Linked DNA regions of Mus musculus: region 2 is linked to region 1. Evidence: chromatin loops called from intact Hi-C (ENCODE). Cell type or tissue: heart. All regions are shown on one strand. Links, peaks and the distances in the headings refer to the core of each region. The heading gives the core; the rest is flanking DNA.

What was found. A loop is a pair of places that touch in the nucleus more often than their neighbours do. Peaks named below come from ENCODE experiments on the same cell type or tissue, not always from the same donor. Only the 100,000 strongest peaks of a DNase experiment are listed, where the experiment ranks them.
Region 2: a loop joins it to region 1, with 2.2 times the contacts of the local background. A loop is called at or near these places in 6 of 42 quality-filtered maps.

What each region holds. Positions count from the first base shown.
Region 1 is chr16:90,191,927-90,204,466 of GRCm38, forward strand. Gm35714 (a long non-coding RNA gene) reads right to left here and starts at 11,876. Exons shown (of 3, transcript XR_003951898.1): 1 at 10,567-11,876; 2 at 5,964-6,122; 3 at 5,387-5,871. In heart, for the core only: a CTCF peak has its summit at 5,849 (motif pointing right); a DNase peak (open chromatin) is centred at 5,715; H3K4me3 peaks cover 1,234 bases; H3K27ac peaks cover 3,261 bases.
Region 2 is chr16:90,270,582-90,283,121 of GRCm38, forward strand. The region is part of intron 1 of Scaf4 (SR-related CTD-associated factor 4); the gene reads right to left. Among named protein-coding and RNA genes, the nearest start is that of Scaf4, 7.7 kb to the right of the region's middle. In heart, for the core only: no CTCF peak of the experiment used is centred there; no DNase peak of the experiment used is centred there; H3K4me3 peaks cover 400 bases.

The DNA of each region.
Region 1 (12,540 bases), core at 2,646-10,645:
TCTGGGGCCCATCCAGGTTGAACTAATGGTGGCGCTTGTGTATGACTTTGGGACTGCGGTAGCTAGCTGCCGGGGCAGCGTCTGATGAACTCCGGCTCGTGATACCTTGTATGGTTCCCTTCCCACTCAAGTTGGGGCTGATCTGGGGACACTAGGACCCTGTGGAAGGGATGGGGTGTGGTCATAAAAGACAGGGCAGATTTTTCTGCCTTGCTTTCCTGGATCTCACTCTAAGGAAGGCCAGCAGCTAAGGAACCTGGGCACACCAGCAGCCCCAAGGCAGCCAGCTCCATCAGGCCAGCTTACGAAGAGGCTCCTGAGAAACAGGCTCTCCAGCCACACTGGAGCCTTCAGCTAATGGTAGCTCACTCCAGCCAACATTTGGCAAAAGGGTCACGACCATCATTGACTGGGGTAACTGGCTGCCACCCCACTCTAAAGTTATTGAACTGTGTAAATTATGACAAAGGAACAATGAACACTGCTATTTTAAGTCATGATTTATGGAATGACTGTTTTCAGGATGTAATACTAAAACATTATATCCATCACGATTAGTGAAAAAGAACCAGTGTTACAGTAGCGGGATGATACAAGTAACTGCATGACATCCACCCTGGTTGGTCATCCATTCACTGCCTTCTTTTCTTTTATCTTATTCTTCTTGGTTATCTTAGTGCCCAGATTCATTTCCAGATATTAAAAAAATAAGTATAATTAGGGCTGGAGAGTCGGCTCAGAGGGAAAGAATACATGTTGCTCTTGCAGAGGACCTGGGTTCAATTCTCAGCACCTACAACCATCCATAACTCCAGTCCCAAGGGACCAAACACCCTGTTTTGACTGCTGTGTACACAAGAAATGTATGTGGTGCACAGATGTATATGCAGGCAAAACTCTCATACACATGAAATTGTAAATGTTTAAAAGAAATAAGTACAATTATATTTCCAGTTCAAGGATTGAACATGGAAATGATAAACTCACAGCCATGATGCACTCATTCATCAATGTAAGATCATGAGTGGGCACATTCATAAGTCTCAGGGAATGTGGATCAATTCAGAGTTCCTTTGCTATCCAAGGTAAGTGACAGGTGGTTGATGTCTTTGAGGAGCAGAGTTCAGGTGATATACAAATCATCATTTTAATGTCTAAACTCCATTCCCAACTCTAAGGATCTAGTCGTCTTTGAGAAAGAAAAATGTCCAGGTCTTTGGAGGAAGTGATTGAGGTGACAAAACTTCTCGAGAAGGCAAGACAACCAAAAAGACATCTGAGGTTCTCTCCCATCTGAGAGTCCCAGTTCCAAATCAGATGTGACTGTATAACTTGGAAGTAACCACAGAAGCCAAGAAATTAAATAGAGACTGTAGGGGGTGGGGGAAGCGCGAGAGAGGAACATCAGAGCAGAAGTAATTTGAAGTGAGGAATGAAGAAAATGGATGGAGAGTAATCCTGAGAGGAGGAAGTTAAAAAAAGAAAAGAGAAAAAAGAAGAGGGATGGAGGAGCCCAAACAACAGCAAGAATGTCTGAAAAGTTATAAGAAATCATATTATCTAGTCACCTAAAATTAAATGTAATAATATAAATATTTGTATATAGAGATTTCAAATGAAAAATTTCCACTTGAATTGGCAATGCTCCCTGAAAAAGCCATAAGACTATCTTAACAAAAATTCTACATCAGAAAATTACCCTTCCATGTTGTTAGGAAAATCTAAGAGGCTCCCAAAACACACAGGCTATTGCTATTGTCTCTAGTTGCCTCCCAGAAGTTGAAGGTAAGCCACTTTTGTTAAAGACACCACATATTTGGACACAGGACATGGAGGACCTGAGCTGGGTCTGACACTGAAATTTCCTTCCATGCTTTTCTTGCATGGTAGGTACCAGAAGATGCCACTTGGCTTCCAAGGGAAGCAGCCAATAGTCTTACCCAGCCACACCTCTTATGAACTACAATGACCAGCATGCCATGAGAACCTTAAGGGCACAGTAGCAGTGCTCATGTCTTGGTTGTAACCAACAGCTCTCCAATTGAACTTAAGGTTTGCTCAACAAAACTAGTACTGAAAGCTTAGCAACTTTCTGAGGTTAGTGAGGTCATGATTTTGGAGGAGAATCTATAAGCCCCACTTCACTGAGCTAGCATAATCCCTAACTATACTCTAAATATTTACTCTTATACATACATACATACATACATACATACATACAAGTGTAGCTTTCACTCCTCAATATAGAAACTCTTTGCAACTGATAGAGACCATTTCAGAAAAATACATCCAATGAAAATGTAGAGAACAAGTGGTCATGTGGTGCTCAGTCCCAAAGAACACAAGGACAACATAGAGAACACAGGGACAACACAGAGAACACAGGACAGCACAGAGAGAACTCAAGGACAACACAGAGAACACAAAGACAACACAGAGAACACAAGGACAACACAGAGAACACAAGGACAACACAGAGAACACAAGGACAACACAGAGAACACAAGGACAACACAGAGAACACAAAGACAACACAGAGAACACAAGGACAACACAGAGAACACAAGGACAACACAGAGAACACAAAGACAACACAGAGAACACAAGGACAACACAGAGAACACAAAGACAACACAGAGAACACAAGGGCAACACAGAGAACACAAGGACAACACAGAGAACACAAGGACAACACAGAGAACACAAGGACAACACAGAGAACACAAAGACAACACAGAGAACACAAGGGCAACACAGAGAACACAAGGACAACACAGAGAACACAAGGACAACACAGAGAACACAAGGACAACACAGAGAACACAAAGACAACACAGAGAACACAAGGGCAACACAGAGAACACAGGACAACACAGAGAACACAGGGACAACATAGAGAACACAGGACAACACAGAGAACACAGGACAACACAGAGAACACAAGGACAACACAGAGAACACAGGACAACACAGAGAACACAAGGACAACACAGAGAACACAAGGACAACACAACACAGCTCCTGCACTATGGCTCAGGGAACACTGTGGAAGAATATGGGAGAAGTGGAAGAAGGATTGTAAGAGCCAGAGGCATAGGATGTCTACCGTGAGATTTCACCTCCTAAAAATACCAGAAAAGCTACACCCATGAACATAGCTGCCTAAACAAGACCCGAACAAGGATGGCATCAACAGAGAGGCTAACACGGACCAGGGAGATCCCGTGGAGCCCCAACCCTAGACAAAGAACTACAGGCAACCTAACACATACCTTATACAGAAAAGGAGAGAATAAAGAGAAGAGAGGGTGCTGGCTCACCCCTTAGTCCCGGTACTTGGAAGGCTGCGGCATGAGGATTACTGTGAGGCCAGCCTGGGCTACATAGTGAGTTCCAGGGCTATAAAGCAAGCTCACTGAACCATCTTGCCACCCCTTCATTCGTTTTTTTTTTTTGTAGCGATGTGGTACTCCACTGTGAGACACGCTATAATTTATTCAAAAGACATTTTTACATATGGACACGGTTTAAAGAATTTTTGGAGTTACAAATTACATATAGTAGCTTATTTCAGGCCGATGTCTGCCTGTCCATCATCTATTGATCATTTTCATAGTTCCTAAGTATCTTGAAGCGAGAGTTCTGCTTTGTCATACCGTTTCGGATTCCTGGATTCCTTGTCTACTCTACAGACCTCATATTGTTTTGTATTCTCAAGACTAAGCACACAATGGCATTACCGTTCTGCTGGACAACAAGTGCAGTGTAACTGATCTAACCTCGGGGGTTTTCTCGTATGTGCAGAGCTGGCATTCACCGTGAAAATGCCCCCAGAGGCCTTAATTCCAACAAGGGGCTTTTTTTGGGCTTTGAGTATTATTCTTCAGGGAATATTCAATTCCTTTTCTTCCCCCCAGACAAGAGAAGTGGTTAGTCAGCTTACAGGAATGGGCTCTTCATGGCCACAGTCATCAAATGTGCCTCTACATAAGTGGGCAAGCAGTACACTTGTGCTGAACCATGGCATCTGCATGGAGCTGGCCACTTCTGTCTCAGTCCCCACAGCACCTCTTCCTGGAGGCACACAGATAATGTCTTCCCAGTAAGGAGGAAATGAGGAGATTCAGAGAGAGCAAAAGGCTTACCTGGAAAGTGGAAAATCCAAGACTAGAGTCACATGTTCAGAGTCCTAGCCCAAGACTAAAGACTTTGGGCACTGGTTCCCAAGATCTCTCTCATGTCTCATGACAGTAAGGGCCAGGGTTTCACTACTACTTCTACATTCAGTAGTTCACGACATGGCAGCAATTATATTTACAGTTATGATTTTTTTAAAAAACAAAAGGACAAAGATTGACAGCATCCAAGGAGGGAAAAACAGTTTCATATGCAAAGCTTCCCTGCGTCCTTAACCAGCGAAGTCTTAGGTGATATTGAATGTTTTTGGAAAAAATGTGTGACTGTGAGTGTGACAGAGTGCAGGGCAGGAGTGTGCCACAGTGTGAGTGTGACAGAGCACAGGGTAGAAGTGTACCACAGTATGACTGTGAGTGTGACAGTCTCAGGACAGGAGTGTGCCACAGTGTGACTGTGAGTGTGACAGTCTCAGGACAGGAGTGTGCCACAGTGTGACTGTGAGTGTGACAGAGTACAGGGCAGGAGTGTGCCACAGTGTGACTGTGAGTGTGACAGTCTCAGGGCAGGAGTATGCCACAGTGTGAGTGAGTGTGACAGGGCAGGAGTGTGCTACAGTGTGAGTGAGTGTGACAGGGCACAGGGCAGAAGTGTGCCACAGTTGAGTCTTATGGACATGGCAGCTGACCCATCGGTTGGTCTCCTCAGTTTTTAATCACTTCCGGGGTCAGGCTGATATTTCTTGTCCAAATCTCTCACCATAAATTAGACTATAGGGCATTACGCAAGGGCGTACAGCTAACAGCACTCTTATCAGACAGGTCATCCCAAGAGTCGAGATATGGTTTCCCAGGAGCTGAGGACAAAGGTTTAGAATTCTTTATTGCACAATCTACTCTCTCTGCAACCCACTGTTGTAAGTGTGTGCCCTGCGGGCCATCACATTGGATTTATGTGAGTTTCTGTGCCCACAGAAAGGGAAATCCAATTTGACTACAAAACATGACTGGGAAATAGAATGTGAACATCCCAGAAGGGGAAGACAAGGCACAGGGGACACATAGGTGAACTTTATGAAGACAGAAATGCAGTAAGTTCCAAGGACAGAGAAGTCACGTCTGGAGTTTTTCTCTGTGCTGTCCATGTAGAAGCAAAGTGCTGGTTGGAGCCCATTGATTGCTGGTTCCAGTCCTGTTCCTGACTGATTGCACAGAGGACACCTAGGGCAAGTTCGGGGTTGGGGGGGGGGGGGTTGGGGGGAGTCTGAAAAGCCAACCCAACTGTGGTGTCAAGCTGCATTCAGAGTGAGGGAACCTCACTCGGCTTGCAGCCTGTGCAGTCGGTGTGGGCTCACCCCTGTACTCACTTTCTTATCTTTGCTATATTGGTAGTGGGAAAGGACCGCACCACCACTAGGGCAAAGTTCAACAGGAAGGAAGCCAAGGCTTATCATCTGGAGGAGCAGGAGCGGGGGCGGGGCGGAGGTGGGCGGGGCGGAGATCGGAGGAAACGCTGGGGCCGTGTGGAGGGTTGGAGGAACTGGCAGTGGTGCGCTTTTGCCCCAACCTGGACTGACCTCAAGGAGGACCTGGCACGTTTCTCTTCTCCCTAGTTCTGAGCCTACCCTCTGCCCCTTTAAGATTTCAGTTCGCCTCTAATCTTCCAGGGAAAATCGCTGGGCTCTGGACCGCCTCCCAAAGACGCCTGTGTTAGCAGCCTGGTCACCAGAGGGTGGTGCTGTTGGGAGAACGGAGAAGATTGAGAAGGGAGACTCAGCCCTCAACCAGGCCCCAGACTGTACGGTGGAGGGTGGAGCGGAGGATACTTACAGGGCAGAGCAGCATTCGACTTAGGGTGTGGGGTAGGTGACTGGAGCTGCGTTAGTCATGATCTGTGTGTCTGTAACCAAGCTCTGTGGTTTGCCATGCGATACACAAGAGGAAAAGGCCCAGCGTGACGGCACACACCAGCAGTTCTAGCCCTTGGAGCTGGAGGTAGGAGGATCAACAGTTTGAGGCCAGCCTGGGCTACATGAGACAACAATTCAAACAAACAAACAAACTCCCTCTCCTCCAGCCAAGCAAGATGCCCAAGGGGAAGAAGGCCAAGGGGAAGAAGGTGATCCCCACCCCCCATCGTGAGGAAACAGAAGAGGTGGTCAATCCTTTGTTTGAGAAAAGGCCCAAGAACTTAGACAGGATATCCAGCCCAAAAGAGATCCAACACGCTTCACCAAATGGCCCCGCTACATCAGGCTGCAGCGGCAAAGAGCCATCCTCTATAAGCGACTCAAAGTACCTCCTGCCATTAACCAGTTCCCCCAGGCCCTGGACAGATGCCCTACTGCATCATCAAGGGAAAGGCCAGGCTGGGGCATCTGGTCCACAGGAAGACACGCACCACTGTTGCCTTCACACAGGTTAACTCGGAAGACAAGGGTGCTCTGGCTAAGATGGTGGAAGCTATTAAGACCAATTACAATGACAGATAGGATGAGATCTGCTGCCACTGGGGAGGCAACATCCTGGGTTCTAAGTCTGTGGCTCGCATTGCCAAGTGGAAAAGGCAAAGGCTAAAGAATTCGCCACTAAACTGGGTTAAACGCACACTAAGTTCTCTGTACATAAATATAATTACAAAATTATCTCTCACCCCCCCAAAAAAAAACCCAAAGGAAAAAAAAAAAAAAAAGAAGAGGGAAGATATGAGGAAGAGGAAGAAGCTACAGTGTTATCACGACCTAAAAATAGCATTTTCAGTCTCCTGAAAAAGGCTCCACGAGTCTCCTCAGCAGACAGAGCCTGAGTTCTAGGTGTCCGACCTTAGGCACACACTTCGTGAGTTGGAGCCTCAGTCTCCCCAGCCCTGGAAGTGGTGATGGGAATCTTTCTCCTCCACCACTGGGTAGACACAGAGAAAAGCATTTGCCACTTGAGACTAATTCCTCAGTCTGATCCCTGAAATCAATTGTGAAATGGGGAAGTGACTCCTGAAAGCTTTCTTCTGCCCTCCACATGTGCTCCTTGATACATATGCCTCTGTACACGCTCGTGTCTGCACACGCACACACGCATACACGCACGCACAGCCTTTCAGGGGAGACTGAGGGTCAAATGCAATGATGTGTGCAGAGCCAGGCGCAAAGACTCCTGACACAAGGGGACTGCTGCATAAACTACAAGTTCTCCTCTGTACAGAACAAAGCCGTGGTGGCCTCAGGTTTCAGAATGGAGGATGGAAACTTGCAGGACCTGGGGCGCAGTCTTCTAACCATCTCTTGCGGCAAGAGGCAGTTGTACATTGTAGCGACTGTTGTGTAACAGGTTACATAACCACTCAGGGAAGCTAACTCCGCTGGAGAGCTGAGATTCACTGCCGTGGTCATGCAGAGGGAAACCACGTGCCTCTCAGTTCATTCCCCCTACTCATAGTGTGCCCTAGCCCAGCGCGACCACCACTGGTGCTTGCTGGAGGTGAGTCCCCTCTCTGCCAGCCAGCACACTCTGAGTGACAGCCAAGGTCACTGTCAGAGCTTTGGGTGACTTTGTGTGTGTGTGTGTGTGTGTGTGTGTGTGTGTGTGTGTATGTATGATATATGTATGTGTGAGAAGCATTGATGACATCTCTAAATTAGGGGCCAAAGCAGTATTTAAACACATTGAACCTAAACACAAGCCACTAATAACTTAAAAGAGTGATACACGTTCAGAGTTAACCTGGTAGGGAGGTAAGCACGGCTCTCCCTTGTTTCTTGGGGAACAGATTTTATTATACACCCCAGGCTTGTGCCTCTGTCTCCAGGGTGCTGGGATTGCACGCAAGCACCACCACAGACAGCTTAAGGACACCAATTCTACACATGTTCTAAGCAGGGTTTGAACAGCTTTGCTTTGTTGGGGGGTTGTGTTGTAGGAAAACCCATTGTTCTGAGAACGCTGGACTACATCTTGTGCCTCTAGATACCATTCCTAGACGAGGAAAAAGCTCCTTGCACCTCCGATTCAGTAAATCTGCCTTCTTCAGGTAGACTTGGAAATGGAATCACAGGGCTCCTGTGACAGACCTGGTTCACTTGGCACAGCGCTCACAAGGTTCATCTATGTTGTTTTATATTGTAGAGTTTTGACTTTTTAAGAACATACCTGTGCGTGTGCTTGCTACCTTGTGGGGTCTAGGGGTGGACTCAGCTTGTCAGGCCCTGAAGCACGTACCTTTACCCTCTGAGCCACCTTGGTGGTCCTGAATTCTTTTAGAAGGTTGAGTGGCACTCCACTGTATGTACCCATCCCACGGCCTTCGTCTCCTTGTCTTCTGAGAGGCTAATGTCTCGGTTGTTGTGAGCGCCCTGCCGTGAACAGGGAAGTGTGGACAGCAATTCAACATTCTAGTTTCCATGGTGGCCCAGGTCTGTAACCCTAGCACTCAGGTGAGGCAGGAATATCCAAGTTCAAGGCCAGCCTGGGCAATATAGTGTGACCTTGTCTTAAATAAAGAAATAAACAGCTTCCAGTACAGTGTCGGCTGGCTAGAACAGGGACAGTTCCAGATGGTCCCTACCCGATTCCTCATCTGGTTTAAAGTCTTCTGATGTTCACCACTGAGCTGGCTGTACGGACTGGGGACTTCCCTACTGTTCATAACCTCTTGAAAGTTTCTTTCGTTTGGAAAGTGGTTTTGTCAAATGCTTTTCCTGAATGTATTGCTATGATTGTGTTATTTTTGTCCTTTATTATAATTTCCATATGCTGAGGCCCCTAATAATTATGGTGTGTGACCCTTTATGTGCAGTTAGTTGTAGCTGAGTTGGGACTGTTTGTAAAGAACTTTTTTTTTTTAAGTTGACAGCATATTCTTTATGGATACTGGTCTATAGTTTGTTTTTTTTTTTTCTTCAAATATCTTTGTCTGTCTTTGGTTCTGGGTAATATTGGTCCCATGAAATGAATCTGAAAGGTTTTTTTCTTCATGTTTCTTCTGGAAGAGATTACGAAAGATTAGCAGTAGATTTTTTTTTTAAATATTTGGGAGCATCTAGCAATGACATGATCTGGCTCTGATAACCAATCCTATTAATCCAATCGCCGTATTAGTTACAACTGTTCTGCCCTCCTTTGCCATTCTGGTGTTCTGCGGCGGGGAGCACATAGATTTTCAAGTGTTGCGTCTTTCCAGGATACTGACATCTTTATCATTAAGTCACACCTCTGCCCCTTGTGAGTCTGACCCCAGCTCTATTTTGTTGATATAAGGATAGCCAGCCACCCTTGCTCTCTCGGGGGGGTATCTTCTCCTGTCCCTTTAGCTTCCTTGTGGCCTTAAATCCACAGCAATTCTTATAGAAAACATATAATTTCACCTTTTATTTTTAAATCCATTCAGTGATTATATGCCTTCTGATAGATGAATTTAAACCTTTACATTTAAAATAATCACAAATAGGGAAGGCTTTGCTGTTTGCACTTTTATTAACGGTTTTCTCTTATTTTCATAGTTCTTCTGTATGGGTTTTCTTCTCTTTACTTTTGTATTTATGTCCTGAGGGTTCTCTCTCTCTCTCTCTCTCTCTCTCTCTCTCTCTCAACTTCCCTCAGAATCCTTAACTAAACGTGAAGTTTGTGTTGAGAAGAGAAAGGCAGGATGACCAGGCAGTCTACTGGATGTGTTATCAGCTTGCCAATTTAAAAGAAGTCTTCTTATTTAGAAGCAGGACAAGGAGACAGACAGAGACAGGCAGATTTCTGTGAGTTTGAAGCCAGCCTCATTACACAGTGAGTTCCAAGGAAGTAATCGCACCAGGTTATAGGCAGTGAGGGTCTCCTGGTGTCCACTCACACCAAGCCAAACAAATGAGGAGTATGGCAATGCAAACATCAGCAGCAAGAAGCAATCCTGGGATGAAGTCTTTGGATGAAGTCTGGCCTTGCCTCACCCGAACTCTGCAGCAGAGTAAGGCAGTGGGCTGTTTCCAGGGAGCTTGCTTGCCCACCACAGCTCTTTCTGCATGGTACCCGCCAGCCAATCAACCAACCAACAATAAACAGAACGAATCAGGGTAAGAGATTTTTTGTCTCCTCGAGATTTAAATAACGTCCGTTTCTGACATACTTCCAGCACACCTTATGTCCAGCGTCACTGTTCACACTTCCCTGTGTGACTCTAGTGCTATGCTAGTCGCAGACACAAGCATCGAGCGCTTCCCAGACTCGAAGCTCAGCTGCGTCAGAGTTTTCCATGCTGTGGACCTAACACCCCTTCTCTATACGGATGGCATTTCACATAATCTGTCTCTGCAAGCTTATGTGAGGGTCAGATTCCATCCACGTGAGAGGACAACGAGGCGTAGTGAGTGACACACGAGGTAAGCACCTGAAATAGCTGACACGGGTTAAACAGAACAGACAGCAACCCAACTAGGAATAGAAAACACCTTACCCACCATCAGCAAACACGTTAGCATGAGCTCCGTCGGAAACGCCCGCCTCACATAGCTGATGCCCTGCAATGGCTCACCAGCAAGTGAATAATCAAAGACGAGGAAATGAAAACTGAAGCCCACATTCTCCCCAGCTCTCAGGCGGGGCTTAAGAGGGGGAGGATGGGAAACACACACCGACATTCCCAAGGACAGTTAGAAGGAACCTAGCCAGCACTGTATGTACTTTTAGCAGTTTGCATTTTATTGAAAGAAAATATGCACAGTGCAGAAGAATATACACACAGATCTCTTTCTCTCTTTGTGTGTGTGTGTGTGCGTGAGAGAGAGAGAGAGAGAGAGAGAGAGCACTTGATGCTTGGGTGGAGAGAAAAGCTTGTGGGCGTCAGTTCACTTCTCCCGCAGGGCTCCAGGATAAACTCAGGTCTTTAGGCTTAGTGGCAAGTGCCTGTAGCTACTGAGCCATCTCGCCTGCGCAATGCATGCTCATTTCTCAGGACACAACTAGGAAACTCAAACATCAAGTTATTTATCATCTGAGAGAGAGAGAGAGAGAATGAAACAAAACAAAACCAAAAAACCAAAAAACCAAAAAACTAAAAAAACAAAACACAAAAAAACAAAAAACCCAACAACAACAACAAAAAAACCTGAAATGGAAACTCATCAGCAGTGGAGAAGTAGGCTCCTGGTTAATCTCTTGAGCTCCTGGTTAACCTCGGGATTTTCATTTTCATTCTAAAACATGCACACAGAGAATTATAACACAAAAAAAGTTTCCCCTCAAAGAGTTGTTAGAGTTAAGACTCCTGGCACACTTAAAATATGTTCCACTCTTTAAAAGAACATTTCTAGAAGGTTCTCACTTTCAGAAATAAACAAGAAGGTACTCTAGGCTCATTCCCCAACCAGCTCACTAAGAACCACTTTCTCACCTTGCCAGACTGGTCAGACTTGTCTCCTACACTACAGCTGAACTGTAGCTCGCTCTCATATTCGGAGTCTGTACTCCAAAATAAGAATAAAAATAAAGATAAAAATAAAAACAGGAAATTCCCCAAAAAGGCAAAGCTGCCAATCACTCTGGTCCATGAAAAGTCAGGATCATGGTAATTGTCAAGAGTTTAAAAAGATCACACTCACGATTGGAGTAATTTAAGGTGGGGGGGAACCCTATGCTATATAATCCGGCAAAGATTAACCATGGAAGAAACTGGAGAGGGAAAGAGAATGCCAGCCAGGTGGCATGGAAAGAAACATTATCTTGGTTAGTATGAGAACACAGACCTCATAGCGGCAGCAGCATGGCTTCTTGCTGAATCAAGATGGGGGGGGGGGGGGGAGGAGTCTTATGATTTACTCAGACTCACTATGCAAAATAAGAGTAACTGCAGGCCAGTGGTGGTGCACGCCTTTAATCCCAGCAATTAGGGAGGCAGAGGCAGAGGCAAGTGGATCTCTGAAAGTTTGAGGGCGACCTGGTCTACAGAGGAAGTTCTAGGATCGCCAGGGCTACACAGAGAAACCCTTTCTTGAAAAACGAACCAACTAACCAACCAAGTAACCAACCAACCAACCAAGACCAGTGATTAGAGTTTATTTTAGACTGAATTGGACCTCATCATGGACTTCAAAGAACACAGGCTTTCAGAGAGGGGAAACCTGAATCAGGCCTGGTCACTACCATTTCTAGGTGGTGATTATTTTTACGAGCCTGTCATTTTAAACCCCCAGTTTTAAAATGGGATCCTGACATCTGTCTGACCTGTGCCTGTGAAAACAACCTGAGGAGTGTGAAGATAACTCATGGGCTGAGAGTCAAGGAAAAGCCAGGTATGTGAAGGGATGGGGGGGGGGGTTGGTAAGCCAAAAGGAGACACTGGGATGGTTACCAGTACAGTGTGAAACACCTGTCTTCTCTGGCAAAGCAAAGCAAAGCAAAGCAAAGCAAAAACCTCTGTCCCAAACAAGCA
Region 2 (12,540 bases), core at 2,286-10,285, 78 kb after region 1:
CGTGGTGGCTTTGAATAAAAAAGAGGGAGAACAACTAACTTCTAGGATGACCTCAACTGAGTCTTAATATTTTTTATTAAAATTACCGATAACCTTATCTGACCCCTATTTTTCTAAATGGATTCAGAATAAAGTTACACCTAATATCTTTCTGAGAAAAACTGTTATACAGTTTTCACTTGACAAAACATTTTTTGTTATAAACTGTTAGTAGACATGTTCTGTCTATTGATAACTAGCAGACTAGATATTCCGAAGAGAAACAGAACCAGAAGAGATAAAAGTGCACTGATATCTTAGACTCTATGACTTCTAGAACATGTCTTACTCTAATCTTGAAATTAAGCTATCAATGAAATGAAAATAATTAGAAAATTACGAAGTGGTCTTAGTTTTTAAGCTATTTTATGAGTGTCATTCTGCCTGTAACGTGCACTCTAGAACCAGTTATGGACATCTGTGAACCACCACTGTGAGTGCTGTGACTCTATTGCAGAGCTGCCTTCTACTCCCAGTCTTAATGTTTTAAAGAAAGGAATGTATGGTGCATGTTTGTGTATGTGTGTATGAGACCAGAGGTCAAAGTCAGATGTCTTCTACCTTGTTGGAGACAGGGTCTCTCACTGCGTTTGAAGAGCATTAAATGGCCAGGCTGACTAGCCAGGACCTGTCTCTGCTCTCCCAGTGCTGGGTTTCCAGGATGCCTTGCCACAGCAAGCACCTAGCCATGGAGCCATCTCTCCGGCACCTTAAACATTCTTTATAATGGTACTTAGCCCAACCTTTCTTTTCCTTAAACTTGAAAATTGTTTTTCTCAAATTTACTTCCCAATAGATTATAAGTATGCCTACTGTTCTCTTCTTTGCTAATATTATATAAATTCTAAGATGACAAAGTATTTTTCCTTTAAGTCTTATTATTCCTGTTTAACTGCAAAGTTTAAGGAAACAGACAAAAACCCAAGATTAGACAGTGGGACAGACAGCAAAGACACATGCCATCAAGACTGAGCTGGCTTCTCAAATCCATACAGAAGAGAGAACTGATTCCTGAAAGCTGTCCTCTGACCCCACATTCACATGTGGCACAAAAAAAAAAAAAAAAAAAAAAAAGAACAAAACAAAACAAAACAAAAAAAAAAAAACAAGAAAGAAAGAGAGAGAGAAAAAAAAAGCGGGCTGGGTGTGGTGGCACATGCCTTTAATCCCAGCACTCGGGAGGCAGAGGCAGGCGGATTTCTGAGTTCGAGGCCAGCCTGGTCTACAGAGTGAGTTCCAGGACAGCCAGGCCTACAGAGAAACCTTGCCTCAAAATAAGAGCAACAGCTAGGCATTGGTGGCGCACGCCTTTAATTCCAGCACTTGGGAAGCAGAGGCAGGCTGATTTTTGAGCTCAAGGCCAGCCTGAACTACAGAGTGAGTTCCAGGACAGCCAGGGCTACACAGAGAAACCCTGTCTTGAAACCCCCCCTCCAAAAGGGGGGGATGCTTCTGAAAGAATCATACAAATATTAGCAGTGACAGGCAGGTATCAAAGTCTTCAGTAAGATGCAGGTTTCAAAGGCACTCCATTCCACTCCACTCTTGGTTTTTGACTCAATGTATCCAATGCACAAGTTTTTACCCAATCAAAAGCTAAAGCCAACACAACTATGATGTTGAATAACATAAAAGTATTCATAAATTTCTCAACAAAAGAGAACTGTCATGGGGGGGACAGGGCAGAGGAATGCTTGTCCAGCTAATTATAGCCTAAAGATAACTCCAAAAACCATTACTAAAACAGGTCAGGGGTAACTTAAACGGGCAGGGGTAACTTAAAGGACCTTCTGACATAGCATTTCATTTTAGATCTTTAATGTGTTATTTACTGGGCTGGAGAGATGACTCAAAGGTTAAGAGCGGGGGCTGGAGAGATGGCTCAGCGGTTAAGAGCATCGACTGCTCTTCTGAAGGTGGTGAGTTCAAATCCCAGCAACCACATGGTGGCTCACAACCATCAGTAATGAGATCTGATGCCCTCTTCTTGGGTGTCTGAAGACAACTACAGTGTACTTGCATATAATAAATAAATAAATAAATAAATAAATAAAAAAGGTTAAGAGCACGGGCTGCTCTTCCAGAGGTCCTAAGTTCAAATCCCACACCCACATGGCGGCTCACAACCATCTGCAATGGGATCTAACGCCCTCTTCTGGTGCGTCTGAAGACAGCTACTCATCAATGTCAGGTATGACTTGTCCATGAAGTAAGTTCTATTTGGTTGCAGTCTATGCTGCTTGCAAATTTTAGAACCTAGTAGTACTGGCATACTCAACTTAGATATATATTATTTATATGTCTAATATATATAATACTATATATCCACCTTTTTAATAAAATTTTTTAATTACAAAAATAGTATTTAAAAACTTTTACTCTTTAAATTCTTAGCAGTGCACGCTGAGTAGAAAATGCATATCTGGAAAACTATGGTTGTATGTGTATTTGTAAATGACATCTGTGCATTAAAGGAAGGGTCCTTTTAAAAATGTCTTATTTCCACATAAATTCTACTTTTTTGAGGGGTGCCAAATCCTTTGAAGCCTAAATGTTTAACCAACACTTTTCAGTTGCTTATATGTAGACAGGCCTACCATCAACAGAAAAACACTTTAACTTCAAAAAAGTTGGGGGCTGGTGAGATGGCTCAGTGGGTAAGAGCACCCGACTGCTCTTCCGAAGGTCCAGAGTTCAAATCCCAGCAACCACATGGTGGCTCACAACCATCTGTAACGAGATCTGGCACCCTCCTCTGGTGTGTCTGAAGACAGCTACAGTGTACTTACATGTAATAAATAAATCTTTAAAAAAAAAAAAAAAAACTTCAAAAAAGTTGTTTTAAAAACAAGCAGGGGAAAGGTACTGTGTTGCTTCACTGCTCCCATGAACAGTGTCTTGAATTCTTCTTTCCAGCCCCTTTTCTCTGTCCCCTTTGGTACTGGGGACCAACCCTTGGGTCTCTATGTGCAAGTGCTCTCTACACTCCAACCCAAGGTCTTTAGTTTGATATAAGTAGCACATTTCCCCACCTACTTCTTTATAAAACCTACTCCTCAGATTTCTACACGTTTCAAACCAGACACAGTTCAAATCAATTTTTCCCTTAATTTTCTATTTATCACATTTCCCCATAAATGTATCAAATTTTATAATTCCAGAATTTAGAGAAACATTTTACAAAATAAACACATGTAAATGTAAAACTTGTTGATATTAACCATAAAACCATGTGATCTTAACAGCATGTGTTCCCCATGAAAACAGCACAGTAGCACAAGCGAGGCTCACTTGCTTTACTCTAACCTCTTACTAAGTCCAAACTTGTTACACTTACTGTTGATAGAAGGCATTTTCAAAGTAGTTTCTAATGATCTGCCCTAAAACATATCCCAATTTATGTTTCATTTTAGAGAACTCTGCCTACAATTTCAAGTGACACTTCCCTCACCGTCTGTTGTTTTGTTGTGTAGCTGTTCAGCTCCTGTTTCCAACACCAGGTCTTCCATCCTTACCTCCACTCTGGTTCACAGAACTGCAGTCAATCCAAACTCCCTTCCATTTGCTCAAGAAATGCACCAGAAGGTGATGCTAAAGACGCTGGTGCTGGCAGGATGGGTAAGTGGATAAAGGTGCTTGTCACCGGAGTTCAATCCCCAGGACCCATGCAAAGGTAGCACTAACTCCATATGGTTATCCTGACCTCCACAAGCACACTGTGGTGTGTACACACACCCACCACACACACAGCAATATTCTAGACTGTCCATGCTTGTCTCTGCCACTGCTCTAGTTCACTAACACAGAGCCAGGTTTCAAGAACAATTATTATTATTAATTATTATTATGCTTCACTAGTGAACTTGAACATTAGTATCTCATTGAAATCACCTATGAAGAATCTTTTTCAGTATTTCCTCCTAGACATCAACAAAGAACAAAAGAGCTTGTTTCAAAAATGTTAAATCATTTTATTGGAAAATAATTAGAAAAAGTTTTAGCATTTAGACAGATACATAATATTAGCTATAGCACCTGGTTGTTATCAATGAGCAAACACAGAATTTCTACCCTCTCTTGGCTTTTCCTGTCTCTTCTAGCTAACTTCTTAAAAATATCACATCAAAAACAAATATACCAGCCGGGCAGTGGTGGCGTATGCCTTTAATCCCAGCACTTGGGAGGCAGAGGCAGGCGGATTTCTGAGTTCAAGGCCAGCCTGGTCTACAGAGTGAGTTTCAGGACAGCCAGAGCTATACAGAGAAACCCTATCTTGGAAGGAAAAAAAAAAAAAACCCACAAATATACCTTCTGAATAAAATTTAGAAATCAACAAAATAATTTTTTTCTTTAAGTTTTTCAAGACAAGGTTTCTCTGCAGTCTTGGTTGTCGTTCGCTCTATAGACCAAGTTTGGCTTCAAAAACAAGAATTCCTCCTTCCTCTCCCTCTACCTGCCACATGTGTTTTGCCACCACTGCCCCACTCAACACAATAATTTACAAAGCCATGTGGTTGGCTAACAGATTTTGTTTTCAATCTAACAACCAAATTGAGCAAGAAATAGTAAAATGGTTTGTCATAATGTAACATTTGAGTTTTAAAAAGTTTTTTTTTTTAAATATAATGAAACTATACTCTAAAACTGTACAATTCACTGGTTTTTAGAATACTGGACAACAATGAAGGGCCTTTATATAAATTTGGACAGCCACCATAATGGCACATACCTGTTATCCTATCACAACAGAGCCAGGCACTGACTGCTGCACACTCAGAAGTAGTCTGGGCTACAGTGTTACCTGCTCATCTGAATTACAAAGAAAGATCCTGTTCCCAAGAAAGAGAAAGACTTGCATGTGACAATCACCATGGTTTAGCTATCCTTTCTTTGGTGGACTTAACTATTATTGTTTGTCAAATCTTAGGAATTAGATGATACATACACATTTTAAAAAAATGTGTGGTGGCACCTGCACAAAGCCTTTAATCCCAGCACTTGGGAGGCAGAAGCAGGCAGATCTGTTTGAGTAGGAGGCCAGCCTGACCTACAAAGGAAGTTGGCAGGACTTCAAGTGCTATACAGAGAAACTTGTGGCGCTCACCCGTTCAGTGCCCAGGGATCCCCAAGCCCAGACTTTTAAGTGGATGCTGGGATCCACAATCGACCTTATGCTGACACAACAAACACTACCGAAATGAGCCACATCCTCACTCTAGGCGTTTATTTGTAAGGGATACCATGTTACCTAAGGAGTTACAAGGCGCAATGGAGCACCTGCTGCTCTTGCAGAACAACAGGTTCAGTTCCCTGTACCCACATGGTGGCTTTACAACCACCCATAACTGCAATTCTCAGAAATCTCCCCTTCTGGCCTCTGCTGGCAGTGTGCACCTGATGCACAGGCAAAATGCTCCTACAAATAAAATAAAACCTATAAAAACTTAGATACATTATAATAATAATGTAGTTATACCCTATGTAGGTAGGGTTTTATTGCTTCAGTTAAAAGTTAGTGCTAACCAAGAACAGGGAGAGGACAAAATAGAAATCTCATTATTAAGTACACAAAAACACTGGAGATCTTTCAGAGGTAGATTATATACTACAAAGTTGGTCAACTGCTTTAACACAATAGCTTATAGAGAGAGGCAACTCCACCAGTAGACTAGTGGCCTAGGGAATAGGATAAATAAGATCCGGTCTAAACACAACACATGCTCTGTTTATTCTTTACTTACCATTAAGTATTTGTAATTTAAATACCATCAGGAATAAAATATCCCACCATCCTAGTATCTTGTTAGTCTAGACTCTTAAGTCCTAAAGGAGTACAGTGGCTCCTGCTGGGATTAACCAACATTCCACTGGCAAGCCTACATATAACCTAGAGCGCAAATCCACTGAGCATAAGTTCATCAGGAAATACCCATTTCCCCACCTCAAGTTGTCAGTTCCAAATAGTCACTGTAAAAAATTATGAAACTGAGATTTCTTTGGGTCCAGTGTCTCCAGTCTTGTGATATACCTGAGTATATTCCTGTGTTTGAGCAATATACTCAACTATGCTGGTTATATCAATGCCTTCTCCTTGCTGAGATTATGTTTCTAATATACTTGCAAAGAGCTAGAATAAGTGTCAAACATACAGTGAATATGGAGCTTTAAAACTGAAGCCTCATGAACAAAAATTATGCAGAATGTCATTACTAAATGACAAATGGGAAATGGGAATTCATACAGAAGTTTACAGTGGTATAAACAGGTAAAAAATCAGACACTGTTTTTTGAGGTAAAAAGCATGACTGAATTAAGACAGAAGTCTGTGGTGTGTGGGAGCGTATGTGGAGGCCAGATGACAACTTGACGGGGTGGTTTCACTCCTTTCACCTTTGCTAAGGTTCCAGGGACTGAACTCAGGTGGTGAGACTCTCAGCGAGTACTTTCACTTGCCTCTCTCCGTAGGGTAGTTTTTGATTAAGATGATAACTGACACTAAAATCAATGCTGCACACATAGCCGGTATTAGGAGTTCTCAGTCTTATTGTCAACCAGGCTTTTTATGTTCCTACCAGACTCCCAGGGACTTCCTGCCTATAAACATGCTGCCTCATGTACAACTTTGTAATTAAAAGATTATTTTTTCTTCAGTTAAGGGTATCTAGTCATTTAACTGTCTACTGAACAAAATTGTGAAGGTTAAGTTTAGTAGCCACTGACAAAACAATTTACAGGCCGACGAATTGGCTCAGAGGTTAAGAGCACTGATTGCTCTTCCAGAGGTCCTGAGTGCAATTCTCAGCAACCACATGGTGGCTCACAGCCATCTGTAATGGGATTTGATACCCTCTTCCGGTGTGTCTGAAGAGAGGAACAGTGTACTCATATACATAAAATAAATAAATAAAATAAACCTTTTAAAAGAAGTTTTATTAGGTACTAACTAACTACACTTTTCTGCTGTGATACGTACTTGCAACTGGTATGATTCTATGCATGTGTATACAGTTCAAATTTCTTTTTTGGCTTTTTTTCTTTTTTTTTTTTTTTTTGGTTTTTTCGAGACAGGGTTTCTCTGTGTAGCCCTGGCTGTCCTGCAACTCACTTTGTAGACCAGGCTGGCCTCGAACTAAGAAATCCACCTGCCTCTGCCTCCCGAGTGCTGGGATTAAAGGCGTGCACCACCACACCCGCATTTTGGCCCTTTTTTAAACCTAATTACTGATTATGTTTGTGAAAATAAGTGTCTGTGAAGAAAACCCTGCACTGTCAACTCTTCTGCCCATCTAGAGTCTGTTCCAGTGCAGACTACTAATCACATGGGCTTATACTATGGCACTCCAATTATCCAAACAAATGAGAACTTTGGAGAGCTAACTGCATGGCTGCCCATTTTTAGTGGGTCTATTGTCCACTCGCCTCTGATAAAACATAACAAGTGGAAAAACAAAAACAAAAAACCCAAAACAACAACAAAAAACCTAGTTTCTAATTCTTAACTGCTTCCCAGAGTTTCCCCTGGTTTTCAGATTACTCTAACCCAGCTACCTGGTAAGGTGTCAGTTCATATACATCAGTAAAGAGCTCTACCTATGCTGGGCGTGGTGGCACATGCCTTTGATCCCAGCACTCGGGAGGCAGAGGCAGGCGGATTTTGAGCACTCGGGGTTTGAGGCCAGCCTGGTCTACAGAGTGAGTTCCAGGACAGCCAGGGCTACACAGAGAAACCCTGTCTCGGGAAAAAAACAACAACAACAACAATAAAAAACAAACAAAACACTCTAACTATAAAGTAAGGAATGTAACCAACAAGCCACACAACTGCTGACTCTAACAGTCATGGTCAGGGGATATAATACTGTGTTATCAAGGTAATTTAAAATGTGATTTCAATGTGTACAGACATCCATACAAAGTAACTCGAAAATACTTAAACTGTGTCTTCTTCTAGCCCATGGCCAAAAACCTACAACTTATTTCTGGCTTTAAACAAAGAAAACCATCATTTTGTCATCTTTCTTTAAAAAAAAAAAAAAGGTATTAGATTATCTCCAATTCTGTTTAACCATATGTAAAAACTAAATCTTTCTATTACTCATATTTATCTTTAAATCAATTTATTATTATATAGGTAATTTTTTCTGGAGCTAAATACTTGACAAAAATGTTAAAGAGGAACACATTTTTATCAACATTAGGGATAAGTGCTGTTGGAATGTTCTGAAGAGCCAAATTTCCTTCCATTATTACTGTGTAAATAGACTTCGAACACTGACAGAGACAGACTTGGGAATAGAAGAAAACGGTAACTAACAGAATCCAAACTCTCCTGGAATAACAAGGCAAATCCTGTAGAAAGCTGCTAACAGATTAGTATGTCCCTTTTACAAAATAAGAGCATTCTGAAACCTTTTCCCACTCAGATCTCTCAATAAAGATTGATTTAAAAAGTATTAACATTGCAGGTTAAAAAACAGGAATAGTCTCAACAGAGATCTAAGTTCCATTGAACAATCGTCCCTAGTAACCAAGAGGTGAAACATCAAGGCACTTACAGTGTAAGCAGGGACAGCAAGCTCCCAGCTGACAGACTTCTCCTTTCAGGGTAAGTGCTGAGTCAAGAGCGGCCGGCCGCAGAGCATCAGCTCATAACCAAGTCCTCACAGCTTAATCTGTCTGACTTTAAGATAGCTGGGTCTTAAGACTACTTCTATTTCTCCCCTCCCTGCAAAGCAGCACTGTATGCCACACCTCAGTGCTAACACCTCAGAAAGCTCGTTGGTGCCGTAGTCATGTCAAGACTCTAGATGCTTCCTCTCCTTTTTCATTTTCTCACAAGCACAATAGTGCAACAGTGCTTGCCAGGGGCTGTTACTGATGGAACTCCCCCCCCCCCATACTTTGAGTTTATACTTCTAATACATATAAAAATACAGTTTGCTATTGCCTTTAACATTGAGAATCTAAAGGAGTCAAAGTGCAATGTGAGTACAACTGTCAGCTCAGAGGGATGTGCACAGGAATACATTTGACAAAGTTCATTGCAGTTTATCAGCAAAAATGGATTCTTTGAAGAATTTAAGCACATTTAATGTGCACAAAAAGCAACATATGTACAAACACAGACTCTGACTTCATTGGTCACAGGCCTCAATTCACCATCTGATTGTCTGTTGGAAGCAACAGCTTAGGAGAGGACAAAAACAAAAAGAGCTATTTTTAAATTAAAAAAAAATAAACAAACTCATTTTCATTAAAAAAAATTTACAGTATTTTTATACATTCAAGATTTTAAAATTAGAGATATATGGGAGGGGTAGGCTATATTCTTTGAAAGCCTAAAAATATAATTATAGGGGTTAAAAATCTGTAACTTTCTACCTTCCAAGTGCTGGGATTGAAGGCACCCACCACCCAGCTAAAAAATTCTGTAATTTTTACTCATTCCATAAACTTCAGCGAAATTTTAAACTTTCACACTGAGGAAAACCACAAGGAAGAGTACAAAGTATTGGCCAACATGGACCTGCCTTAGTCCATCAAGACTTATTTATCAGTGTCTTTGAGAGAATAGTACACCCAAATAGCAAGTTAATGAGTGCCTTTCTTCTTCTGTACCAAGCAGACTTCAGTGACATCATTCCCAATCTGCCTTCCTTTTACCATTCCCAACCTTCTCCTGCTGCTTTCAACTCACCTCTTCACATTCCTTCCCTGAATCTGCTTAATTCTCTCCTTTCAAGTTTATTTCATGTATATGGATGTTCTGTCTGAATGTATGTCTGTGCACAAGAAGAGGGCATCAGATTGCCTGGAACTGGAGTTACAGACTGGTGTGTGAGCGGCCAGGTCTCCAGCAAGAGCAGTCAGCACTCTTAACCAGGGCAATGCCTCCAGCCCCAAAGCCTCTTCCTACCTCATAGAGACTAGGGTTCATGCCATACCACCCCAACAGCCCAATCGCATCTGATAGTCCCACCTCCTACCAAGACTAAACCTTATAGTGTAACACACATAAACACATGGCCTGCTGTTCAGCAGTGCTTCCCATCACCCATCCTCTAACTACTCTAACTACTCAAAACCAAACAACCAAAGAGTGCACTTGACCTCTTACTTCCTTATGCATTCAACCCCAAACTTCAAATTCTATTACCCTTAAAGGCTCAGTGGCCATAAGTCTGTTGCCCAGTCCCTTGGTACTCTACAAAGCATATCAATTAAGAAGACGTTTACATTCAAACCTTGGCTCTGCCAATATTTAGAAATGGGCCCTTTCTTCAGTGAATTTTTATTTAACTTCTCTGAAAATCTGCCTCTCTCTATGTAACTGGATGTCTGTGCAAGGCTGCAGGAATACATGCCTGTTAAAGCAGACATAAAGTGCCCAACAAGCAAGCCAAAGCATACTCTCTCTCTCTCTCCCCTGCACTCTGGAATTTGCACCAGCACCCATCTGAGAGTGACTCTGTCCCTGTTTTGGCTACTTCCAACTTTAAATACTACATTCCCTATGGCTTGCCAAAAACATCCATGTGACCGTTCCACACAACAGCTACTTAACCTATTTCACAACCAAACACACGTTCTTCTCCACCAAGCTTAATTTTGAAGACTGGCTTACACTGATGGCACCATCACCATCTCGGCATCTAGAATACAGTGGCAAAAGCCATTTATGGAACTGCCGGGCACCAAGGTCCCTGAATTACTTTGGCTCACATCCGTTCATGCCTCTCCCACATGACAGCAATACAAACAGAACACAATCTTGCCATCTTACTACTTAAAACCGTCCATGTTTACCACAGCCAGAAATGACATCAAGTCCTTTAGATGGGAAGCATCACACCACACACTACCATCCACTGGTTCCAAGAATCAAACTGCTACCCAGTCCTCAGCCCTGCTGCCCCTTCAAACCACCGCCTCTGAAATCCTAAAACGGAACCTTTTCTTCTGAGTTTCCACTGACACCTCATGGACACCGCACAACACACAGAGGAAAAACTCTTCTTTTCCTATTAGACGTGCTCCCTGAGTGACAGAGAGTCTTCCAATGCTGGGCGTGGTGGCGCACGCCTTTAATCTCAGCACTTGGGAGGCAGAGGCAGGCAGATTTCTGAGAGGCCAGCCCGATCTACAGAGTGAGTTCCAGGACAGCCAGGGCTACATAGAGAAACCCTGTCTCGAAAACAAAACAAAACCAAACCAAAAAAAAAACACACACAAGGACACTCAACATTTTTAAGCCACCAGCAGACTTAGGAGATTCAGGGTTACTGACAAGCACCTGACCTCCTCAGTGAGGTTTTTCTGAATGGGGGAGAGAGAAAAAGAATGAGCACAAGTCCTTAGGTTTTAGTTTGCAACTTAGCAGAGAGTTGGCAATGGCAGCATTCACCTAACAAGTGTAACTTCAAGTTCATAGACTAGGATGAAAGGGAAATCTACGAGAAAAGCTCAGTATGCCATTTAAAGGTCAAAATGCTATTTCCCCTTCTTAAAGAGCCACACACAAGTTTCATATTTCAAAGCAATCAAATGGACTGCAGTTTTAGGCTATTTTTCCTCATCCATTCAACCAGAAGCTTCAAATTTTATTATCCTTAAAAGGTTCGATGGCCTTAAGTCTTTAATCTGTTGACCACTTCCTTAGTAGTCTAAAAATCCTAATTCAGTGGAACGATTAACATTAGATACCTTCCACAATACCTTAAATAAGGAGTGAATGTTTCTGGTCTTTAAAAACACACGAAAAATTCTTGTTCATTAGACCTTCAGGTTAGCTTTCACCTCAAGAGGTGTGTCTGAAATCTTAAGACTGGCATTTGTGTAAATTCACCTCTATTCAAGAACCATTTGCCAGGCACCTGCTATGAGCACCTGCTAAGAGTGCAAGTCAACGTACAACTTGAGTAGTTAGTGAATTATCACTGACTTCTGGGATCCCACATTATTTTACTGCTTTGAAAATCATCTCTAGTCAACTCTTTTTTGTTATTGTTGTTTTTTTTTTTTTGTTCTGTTTTGTTTTTTCGACACAGGGTTTCTCTGTGCAGCCCTGGCTGTCCTGGAACTCACTTTGTAGACCAGGTTGGCCTCCAACTCAGAAATCCGCCTGCCTCTGCCTCCCAAGTGCCCGGATTAAGGCGTGCGCCACCACTGCCCAGCCTCTAGTCAACTCTTTCATCTCACTTCCCATCACCAAGTGCCAACTACGGCTGTCTGGAAAGACATGGACTCCTCAGCTGAGGAAAAGTATTTTAAGGGGGTAATTTGGACAGCAATAAATATTCTCAACTGCAGGACTAATTGGAGGGTCCCCTTCTGCAGCGCTACGAATAGAAAGAGAAGTAACAACCTAATACTATTGCGAACTGAGCCACAGAAATCTCATTGTGAGATGGAGCAAGTTCTGACACCACATCAACACGTGTCAAACTATGACATCAGATTCCTTCAGTGGTATTTGAAACGGGAAACATACCCCAACTTAAT